Linked DNA regions of Mus musculus: region 1 is linked to region 2. A link is a loop called in an ENCODE intact Hi-C map of the cell type or tissue named here. Cell type or tissue: left cerebral cortex. All regions are shown on one strand.

Evidence for each region. Hi-C counts contacts between places; a loop is a spot of excess contacts. Peaks named below come from ENCODE experiments on the same cell type or tissue, not always from the same donor. Only the 100,000 strongest peaks of a DNase experiment are listed, where the experiment ranks them.
Region 1: a loop joins it to region 2, with 7 times the contacts of the local background. A loop is called at or near these places in 7 of 42 quality-filtered maps.

Annotation. Positions count from the first base shown.
Region 1 is chr6:70,075,025-70,080,024 of GRCm38, forward strand. It overlaps Igk. Among named protein-coding and RNA genes, the nearest start is that of Gm46962, 140 kb to the right of the region's middle. In left cerebral cortex, no CTCF peak of the experiment used is centred here; no DNase peak of the experiment used is centred here.
Region 2 is chr6:70,298,278-70,303,277 of GRCm38, forward strand. It overlaps Igk. Among named protein-coding and RNA genes, the nearest start is that of Gm46962, 80 kb to the left of the region's middle. In left cerebral cortex, no CTCF peak of the experiment used is centred here; a DNase peak (open chromatin) is centred at 3,083.

The sequences.
Region 1 (5,000 bases), 220 kb before region 2:
GAGAACGGGGCATGATACAAGGGAAAGAAAAGAGAGGATGAAGAAGAGGAGATGGAAGTTTGGATTGGGGAGGGAAATGAAATGGTGGAGGAAACAAGCATCATAGAAGTAAAAGAAAGAGAAACAGTAAAAAGACAATTTGTGGTTTCAGAGACAGCTTGCAGGATAAGAATGCCTGTTGTTCTTACAGAGGACTGAGAATTGATTCTAAGCACTTACATGATGATTCTCAGTCATCCCTACTTCCAGTTAGGATTCACACATGGTATCTAATACATACATACATACATACATACATACATACATACAAACCTATCTAGTTGTGTGACCACAGCATCTTTTCCAGCAAACATATCTCCTGCTTGTTATCTCCATTCTGCCATCATGTATCCCTAGAGAAAGCAGAAGTGAACCTTTATTTATAATGTGCCTTGGTCATGGTGTTTTATTACAATAGAAGAGTAATTAATAAAATGGGACAATCCATCAAGAGGATATTACCATTGTAAAGAGACACACAATGAACATGAACAATTGTATGTGGCGCAAAAAACTGTCATTTCCTGCTGTATCCATTGCCTCTAAAGTCATTTAACCAATTTGTTTTTAAGGAATGCATAAATTGTCTTAATATATTGTTTACCAGGGCCTTGATTTTTCCCTTTCATAAACCTTAAATTCTCTTTAAAAAAAAAAAGATATAAATGCTGGAAGATAGAGTCTATCAACACAAAATCATATCCTTCATTATTGTGGAGATTTCTGGGTCTCCACATATTGGGGTATGTGTTTCTGTGTGTGTCATTGTGTCTGTGTAAGTCTCTCTCTCTCTCTCTCTCTCTCTCTCTCTCTCTCTCTCTCTCTCTCTCTTTCTATCTCTCTCTCTCAAATAAAATGAAGCTGTTTTCTCAATTGAGGGTTCCTCCTAAGATGACACTACCTTGTATCAAGTTAACCTAAAAACTAGTCAGGAGGGGGTATAAGAATGGTATATAGATCATATATTTGAAAGAAGTTGCTTTTATAAAACTGAACATTGTATATAATAAATATACATGGATAAATATGATTTTCAAAACAAAAATCATGGAAAGGAAACACAAGCTAAAGAGTTTTGAAGCTCTGTAGGAGTTCGAGAAACTAAAAGGCATAACTCCTTATAGATCCTCCAAATGGAAATTTAGGCTCCCTACATCAGCCCATTGAGCCAATGTTTGAATTCTGACCTCCAGAACCATAAAATAATGAACTTCTCATGTTTAAGCCACAGGTATTTTGTAGTGATTGCAGAAGAAATAGAAAACTACTAAAAAGACCTTTACTTCAATTTACTATAAGGACCTTTCATATCAATTTATATAAAAGACTATGATGGTTGGAAGAAAACTGGCCCCCATTGATTCTTAAAGAGTGATACTCTTAGAAGGGATGGCCTTGCTGATGTAGGTGTAGTTTGTTGGAGATAGTATATCACTGGGTGTGGTCTTTAAGTTCTCAGATGTCCAATCCAGGATCAGTGTCTCACTCTCTTCCTGTTGCCTGAAAAACCTGATTATAAAATTCTCAGCTTCCTCTCAAGCACCATAATTTCCTACATTCAGCCATGATTTTTTCTACCATGATGATAAAGGACTAACCCTCTGAACTGTAAGCCATATCCAATGAAATGTTTCCATATAAGAGTTGCTGCCTTCATGGTGATGCTTCCCAGAAATAAGAAACCCTAACTAAGGCAGAAACATAGATCCATTGAACTTTAAGGTTGGAAATCATTGATCTCTGCACCTTCTCATCAGTGAACTGGGTCATTTAGGGTCTCCAGTAGATGGTGCAGGTCCAGGGCTGGGTCCTACGGGGAGCTGGTGAAACCTCAAAAGAGGTTTGTATTGAAGGCTGAAGCACTGTGGAGGGAAGGTGCCTGCTTCCAAGGGGCTGACCTTATCTTAGGGAACATGATTGTCCTCCTCCTCTCTTGCAGGCCCATTGTATGTCCTGCAGTTCTCTTTTTGAACTCTAATATATCTTGCTATACCTTCTGTTAGTTACTGTTCTTAAATTCTTTTATTGAGGCTTTATCCAGGAGGGGATAGAGGTAGATGCAGAGACCCACACTCAAACATCAGGTGGAGCTTAGAAAGCCTTGTGGAACAGTGTAGGATAGACTAGACTAAGCTGGAGGGGGTCAAGGACACCACAGAAGATCTACAGAGCCAACTAACCTGAGTAAATGGTGGCTCAGAGACTGAATCACTAACCAACGAACATGAAGGGACTGGACCTAGAACCCCTGGGCATTTGAAGCAGATGTGCAACTTGGTCTTCACATGGGTCTCCTAACAATTGGAGTAGAGGCTGTCTAGCTCTGTTGTCTGCTATTAGATCCCTTCTCCTAACTGGTTAGTCCTCAGTTGGGAGAGAACTGTGACTTGATATTTCAGGGCAAGGTAGTACACAAGGGAGCTTCCTCTTCTCTCAGGAAGAGGGGGTATAATAGGGAGTGGTATTTAGGAGGAAATAATGGAGATTTCATTGTTATCTAGGGCATAAGGTGAATAAAAAAGAAAGTAATGCCCTTGATCTCCTTTTGTTGTCGAATTGCTCTGGCTAGGACTTCAAGTACTATATTGAAAAGGTAGGGAGAAGGTGGGCAGCCTTGTCTAGTCCCTGATTTTACTGGGATTGCTTTGACCCCCAGAGCTCATGTCTCTAGCTTCATATGTAGCAGAAGATGGCCTAGTCCGCCCTCATTGGGAAGAGAGGCCCCTTGGTCTTGCAAACATTACATGCCCCAGTACAGGGGAATGCCAGGGCCAAGAAGTGGGAGTGGGTGGGTAGGAGAGCAGGGCAGGGGGAGGGTATAGGAAACTTTTGGAATAGCATTTGAAATGTAAATAAAGAAAATATCTAATTTAAAAAAAAAGAAATTAATGGAAGAGAATGAAAGAAACTAAGATTGCCAATAGGATGCCATATCATGGTCTGCCTGGTTATCCAAGATTCCTAGTCACACTTCTCTCCTGATTTTTAATTTTATATTTGGCATTAAGATAACCATCAAAAATTTAAAGGTAATTTTGAAGGAACAACAGACGATTTGACATTAGCAATTCTTGGCACCCAGAACAAAATGAGTTAACTTGAATGTGAATAAAAAACTATTAATAATAGAAATGGTTAAACAAAGGCTTATGATTGGGAATTACAAAACTATATGTATAAGGTAAATTATAATGTTATGTGCAAAGTATGAGAAATAAAATGAAATAAAACACACATTAAGAAATGGGGATGCACATATTTAATACCAGAACAGAGGTAAAAGAAGCAGGAAAAGCATGACAGAAGGCACTCAGTTCTGTCCAGTTAGTCCCTGGCTCAGTCCAGCCTACAAAATGTGGAAAGGTCTCAAAAAGATATCCAGTCACCAGAATGTGAGACAACTGGTGTTTTATTACCAAAGCAAGTCATTTAACTGATCTTGAACTTTAACTCTATATTTAAATCAATTATTTTGTATATTTTACAAAACAGGTAATTACCTATTTGTATTGCAGGCATAAAACACTAAATTATTCCTGATAAACACTTCAAGTTTGACCCACAAATTGCTAAGATACCATCATATAAGAGAGTCCAACTATGTGGATTTAGGAACTTCTCAATATCAAGGTCAAGAATACGGCAAATGAGTAACTGTCCCAGTCAGTGTCTACCAAGCTGTCATGTGTTCTTGATCTTCACTAAACTTACCCGTGTTTTGTGACAGCTGCAGTGAGTTGAGTGTGCTTTCATGTCATATAGTGCTGCTCATTCAGTTCAGACAGCTGTAGAGCAAGGGCCCTAAAGACAAAACTTACTCATGCAATTAAATACTTGTGCTCTTCACAATACATAGGGAGAGAAACTGGTGACACTGGAGTGGATGTCACTCTCATTATATGTATGGTTCTTAAAAGCAAAATATATGTGCTTGAGAAAAATGCACCATAGTTAGGAGAGCTCTTCCGGTGGACCTGGTTTCAGTTACGGCACACATATGGAGGTTCATTATTAAGTGTGACTGTAGTCCCAAAGGATTCAACACTTTCTTCTGGCCTCCATACAAATTGCACATACATGGCCCATAGACATACAGACAGAAAAACATTCATGTATATAAAACAGAAGGTGAAATCTCAAAATATTTTGTAAAAAAGGCAAAGCCTCCTTAGTTACTGCTTTCCACAAATCACATTACCACAGTACATAGTAGGTATATTAGAGTTCTCAGGTTTCCAATGGATGCACACAGTGTTTGTAAACACTTCTGTCTCCCTTTGTATAAAGTTCCATAAACATGCACATATGTTATCATTTGTGGGAAATATACAGCTAAACTTCCTATTTTCTATCTTTGATAGTTTTCCTTCCTCAAAGAAACTAAAACAACTTCTCAACATTGAAGAAGAGTTAGAACTGTCAGTCAGACAAAAGTGGCAGGATGATAGAAAAGAAAATGAAAGTAACCCACCTGGTTTTGACTGCAACAAAAGTATGGGGGAAGGCACATGTCTTCTTCAGAACCAGCTACTTAAGAGGCAGTGAGAAATGAGATTTGACCATACAAAACCCAGAGAGGAGCCCTTTCTATATGTATAGGGCCTAAAAATTTATGAAGGACAGAAGGCCTGAAATTCACATGGCCTTTTGAAAGCTCTTCTTGTGAAAAATATAAATAATCTGTGGAGGCCAACATTGAACTGAGGCTGCCAGATTTAGAAAGTCAGTTAAGTGTGAGGTTTATATAAGTTAAATGAGAACTTGTGGAACAATGGTCACAATAATTTCATATTTTTACTGAGTACATTGGAATGCTTTACATTCCATACATTTAAACACTTAGATTGGCACTATTCCTAGGATTTACTCTAGAAGCCTATTTTGGCATTAGATAATGGTTAAAGCAAAGGCTTAATGGTTAAAATATTGAAAATATGTGACTGTGGAATGTTCATTCCTAA
Region 2 (5,000 bases):
CACAGAAATACATTACATCCTCTAATAACAACATTGAGCTAAAATCCAAGACATATTTAAATCAATTAGTTTTTGCAGAAACTTTAGGTGAGCTATTTCAGATTGAATGCTAAGAAAACCAAAACAACAAAAGAAACACAGTAAGAAAACATGCAGTAAAAAAATAAGGATGGACATAGTAAAGGGGAAATGAAAAGCAAGAGAAAATTGGGGCTAAATTTGTTTAGTATCTCCCATCTGCAAAGCCACTCATACTGAGGGCAAAGAACAGTACCTTAAATAGGTGGGCTTCTGTTAGAAGGCTAAACATGGGGCAGAGATGAAAAGAGAAGCTCAGAACTCATTCTGTAGAATACTGGAGAGACACTAATTTAATCCTGGGAACAGTGAAAATTTAATCTCAAGGCAAAGTAAACCCTTCAGAATGTAGTAAGTGTGATTTTCACTTTGAGCAAGTAGAAAAGGACTTTAAATTGGGAGACTGGATGGGGAATGAAACAAACTAGATTTCTTCATGAAATCATGGCTGTAGAGCAACACTGCAAGAGTGTTTGATTCCAGAAATATGCTAGGGTAATTTAGATAGCAGTATGGAAACCCAGGGACAATGGTCTTGCTGACATACTAAAGTGGTAAATATATATATATATATATATATATATATATATTCATCCTCTTGGAGATGGGAGAGGAAGAATGAGATGAGAGGCTATTGATAGGCAGGTAGGGAGGGGAATAAAGACTGGACTGTAAAAAAAGATTAAAGATCATTAAAAAAAAACATCTCTCCGGAAGGAGGTGCAGCCTTGTTAATTCAAGCTATAAGTTTACAAAGACCAATAGACTACCACATCAGAGATTGCTGCCACCCCCCCCAAAATGTTTAACTATGAATGAAAATAAATAGCAATAACAAAAGCAAAATACCTTGAAAGATTTAAATTACTGATATATATATATAAATTATACCCAACATTATCCATAAAGTACAAGAAACAAAAAATAAACAATCTTGGCAAGGAGTGGAAATTCAAATCTGTAATCCAAGAACTGGGAAGACAGAAACAGGAGGATCAGAAGTTTGGGATCTCCCTGGGATACATAGCATGTTCTAGGCCAGTCTATTTTATGGAGGGACACAAACTGTTAACATGTGTACCATTAGTCAAAAGTCACAACACACTTCATGGTACTTTTTATTCAAAGAAAAGTATTTATCCAATACTAGCACTTTAACATTAACTCAAGAATATGAATGAAAATTAAATATGCTTTTAGTCAAAAGACATTTAACTTTTATTTTACATTAAATAAATAATTTTACACATCTACTTCTCAAGTATAAATTGTTAAACTATTTCTGATATGCATATTAGGAATTCCTCCCTAAATTGCTAAAACATGATTACATGATAGACAACAGTATGGTGGTCACTTGATAGTTTTTGTCCATTTTCCCCTCTCACCACTGGGACCCCATCTAGTTTAGACCTGTGCTGGACCTGTATATACTGCCACATCTCTGTGAGTTCATATGTGCATCAGTCCTGTTGCATCTGTAAAACACTGCTTCCTGATGTCATCCATCATCTCTGGCTCTCAAAGTCTTTCTGCCACCTTATCCACATAGATCCTGAGCTCTCTGAGGAGGGCTTTGATGAAGCTACTTCATTTAGGACTGCATGCACCAAGATCTCTCACTCTTTCCACTTTCTCTACTTTTAAGTCTCTATATTTGTTCCCATTTACGGCGGGAAGAAGCTTCTCTGATGATGGCTGAGCAAAATGTGACCTATGGTTATAACAGAATGTAATTGGAAGCCATTTCATTGTGGTCCTTTAGCAGAACTATTGGTTTCCTCAAGGAGCATGGCCTTTCTAGTCTCATCTTCTTGGCCACATGAGCAGAGTCTGTCGTGGGTTCCATATCATGTAGTGGACCTTAATTCCAGTTAGAAAGAAGTTCTTTACTGCCAAAAACATTCCAAATTACAGGATTTATAATTGGGTTGGTAATTACCTCTCACCTCTGATAGAATGCAGGATGTTTTTCAGCACTATGAACACTAGTCAGTAGGCTTGGAGGCTCTAGTTAGGCATCAGTACAACTTCTCAATGTGGTGAGGCAAGAGGAAAGTAAGAGAGAGAATACAGGGAGAGATACCTAGCATTAAGGGTCATTTGAAGGCCCATATAGAACCTACTTCAGTAGATGTTGATTAACATATATGCATATATGAAAGTAATCTAAATGGAAACAAATAACAAAGGAGGAAAAACCTCAGCTAGACATCTCTCGCCACCAAATGAAACCTCCAGTGCCATCAATGGGTTACATATGAGTTGTTGGGCAGAGAGTACCCATGGGAATCCCCATACAACTCTGGCTATTGGTTGCTCTTTACTAATTGATAGTAAATCCCTATTGCTGAAGAGACTTACATCTTGTTTCTGGTTATTTCAGACTGAGGGGGAATGATGACCTTTACAATGAACACACACACACACAAACACACACACACATACAATCACACCAACTTGGTCTTCTGGTGCTGTCTTAAGCTGGAAGGAATCTATGTACCTTGTATTTCCCACAGATCTCAAACATTCACCACTTAGTTCTTTAGATTGCTTCAGGCAATGTGGATTTTATTTCTATTGTTCTTCCTCCAAATATAAGTAATATTTATGTCACTTGGCTCACTCCATGGGTTTCCTACTTTTTTAATGGATATTTTATTTATTTACATTTAAAGTGTTATCCCCATTCTAGGTTTCCTCTTTGGAAACCCTCTATCCCATCCCTCCTCCCCCTGCTTCTATGGGGGTACCTTTGTCTAGCTTTTTAATCCACTAGTAGATTTGTATATTGTTCCCTGAGTATCCCTTGCAAGTGTGAACTAAAACTTCAGCTGCAACCTTGCTCTAACTTGTCTGGAAACCTTACTTAAGTTTCTCAAAATGAGGCTCCATACTCAGCTCCTAGGACTGCTGATGCACTAGAATACTGGCAAGGATAGAGAAAGGAAACTAGGTTCATGGTAATGCATGGTGAGTCATGGGACAATGATGCTGCATTGTGCATTCAGTCCAAATATGAGAGCCAACACAGGGCCTGTGGCATTTAAATCTGTGATCTTGAAAGAGAGGTGACAAGAAAGACCTGTGCTGTGATAAAGATTATCACATAGGCTACTATGAACATAGTGGAGCATGTGTTCTTATTACCAGTTGGAACATCTTGTGGGTATATGCTCAGGAAAGGTATTGCTGGATCCTCCTGTAGTACTATGTCCAATTTTCTGAGGAGCCTCCAGACTGATTTCCACAGTGGTTGTACAAGCTTGCAATCCCACCAGCAATGGAGGAGTGTTCCTATTTCTCCACATCCTCGCCAGCATCTGCTGTCATCTGAGTTTTTTGATCTTAGCCATATTGACTGGTGTGACGTGGAATCTCAGGGTTGTTTTGATTTGCATTTCCCTCATGATTAAGGATGTTGAAGCCTGGCAGTGGTGGTGCACACCTTTAATCCCAGCACTTGGGAGGCAGAGGTAGGCAGATTTCTGAGTTAGAGGCCAGCCTGGTCTACAGAGTGAGTTCCACGACAGCCAGGGCTACACAGAGAAACCCTGACTCAAAAAACACAAAACAAAAACAAAACAAAACAACACAAAAAGGATGTTGAACATTTTTTTCAGGTGCTTCTCAGCCATTCAGTATTCCTCAGTTGAGAATTCTTTGTTTAGCTCTGTACTCAATTTTTAATAGGGTTGGTTATTTGATTTTCTGGAATTCAGCTTCTTGAGTTCTTTGTACATATTGTACATAAATATCTGATTTAGGATTGGTAAAAATCCTTTCCCAATCTTTTGGTTGGTGGCCTTTTTGTCTTATTGACAGTGTCTTTTGCTTTACAGAAGCTTTACAATTTTATGAGATCCCATTTGTCAATTCTTGATCTTACAATGCAAGCCATTGCTGTTATGTTTAGGAATTTTTCCCCTGTGCCCATATCTTAGAGGCTTTCCCTCACTTTCTCCTCTATAAGTTTTAGGGTGTCTGGTTTTATGAGGAGTTCCTTGATTCACTTAGACTTGAGCTTTGTACAAGGAGATAAGAATGGATCAATTTGCATTCTTCTACATGATAACCACCAGTTGTGCCAGTACAATTTGTTGAAAATGCTGTCTTTTTTCCACTGATTGGTTTTAGCTCCCTTGTCAAAGATCAAGTGACCATAGGTGTGTGGGTTCATTTCTGGGTCTTCAATTGTATTCCATTGATCTACCTGCCTGTCGCTGTACCAGTACCATGCAGTTTTTATCACAATTGATCTGTAGTACAGCTTGAGGTCAGGCATGGTGATTCCCCCAGAGGTTGTTTTATTGTTTAGAATAGTTTTTGTTATCCCAAGCTGGAAAGAACCCAGATGTCCCTCAACAGAGGAATGGATACAGAAAATGTGATACATTTACACAATGGTATACTACTCAGCTATTAAAAGCAATGAATTTATGAAATTCTTAGGCAAATCGATGGATTCAGAGGATATCATCCTGAATGAAATAAGCCAATCACAAAAGAACTTACATGATATGCGCTCACTGATAAGTGGATATTAGCCCAGAAACTTAGAATACCCAAGATACAATTTGCAAAACACAAGAAAATCAAGAAGAAAGAAGACCAAAGTGTGGATACTTCGTCCCTCCTTAGAATGGGGAACAAAATACCCATGGGAGGAGTTACAGAGACAAAGTTTGGAGCTGAGATGAAAGGATGGACCATCCAGAGACTGACCCACCTGGATATCCATCCCATAATCAGCCACCAAACCCAGACACTATTGCAAATGCCAGCAAGATTTTGCTGAAAGGACCCTGATACAGCTGTCTCTTGTGGGGCTATGCCAGTGCCTGGCAAACACAGAAGTGGATGCTCACAGTCAGCTATTGGATGGAACACAGGGCCCCCAATGGAGGAGCTAGAGAAAGTAC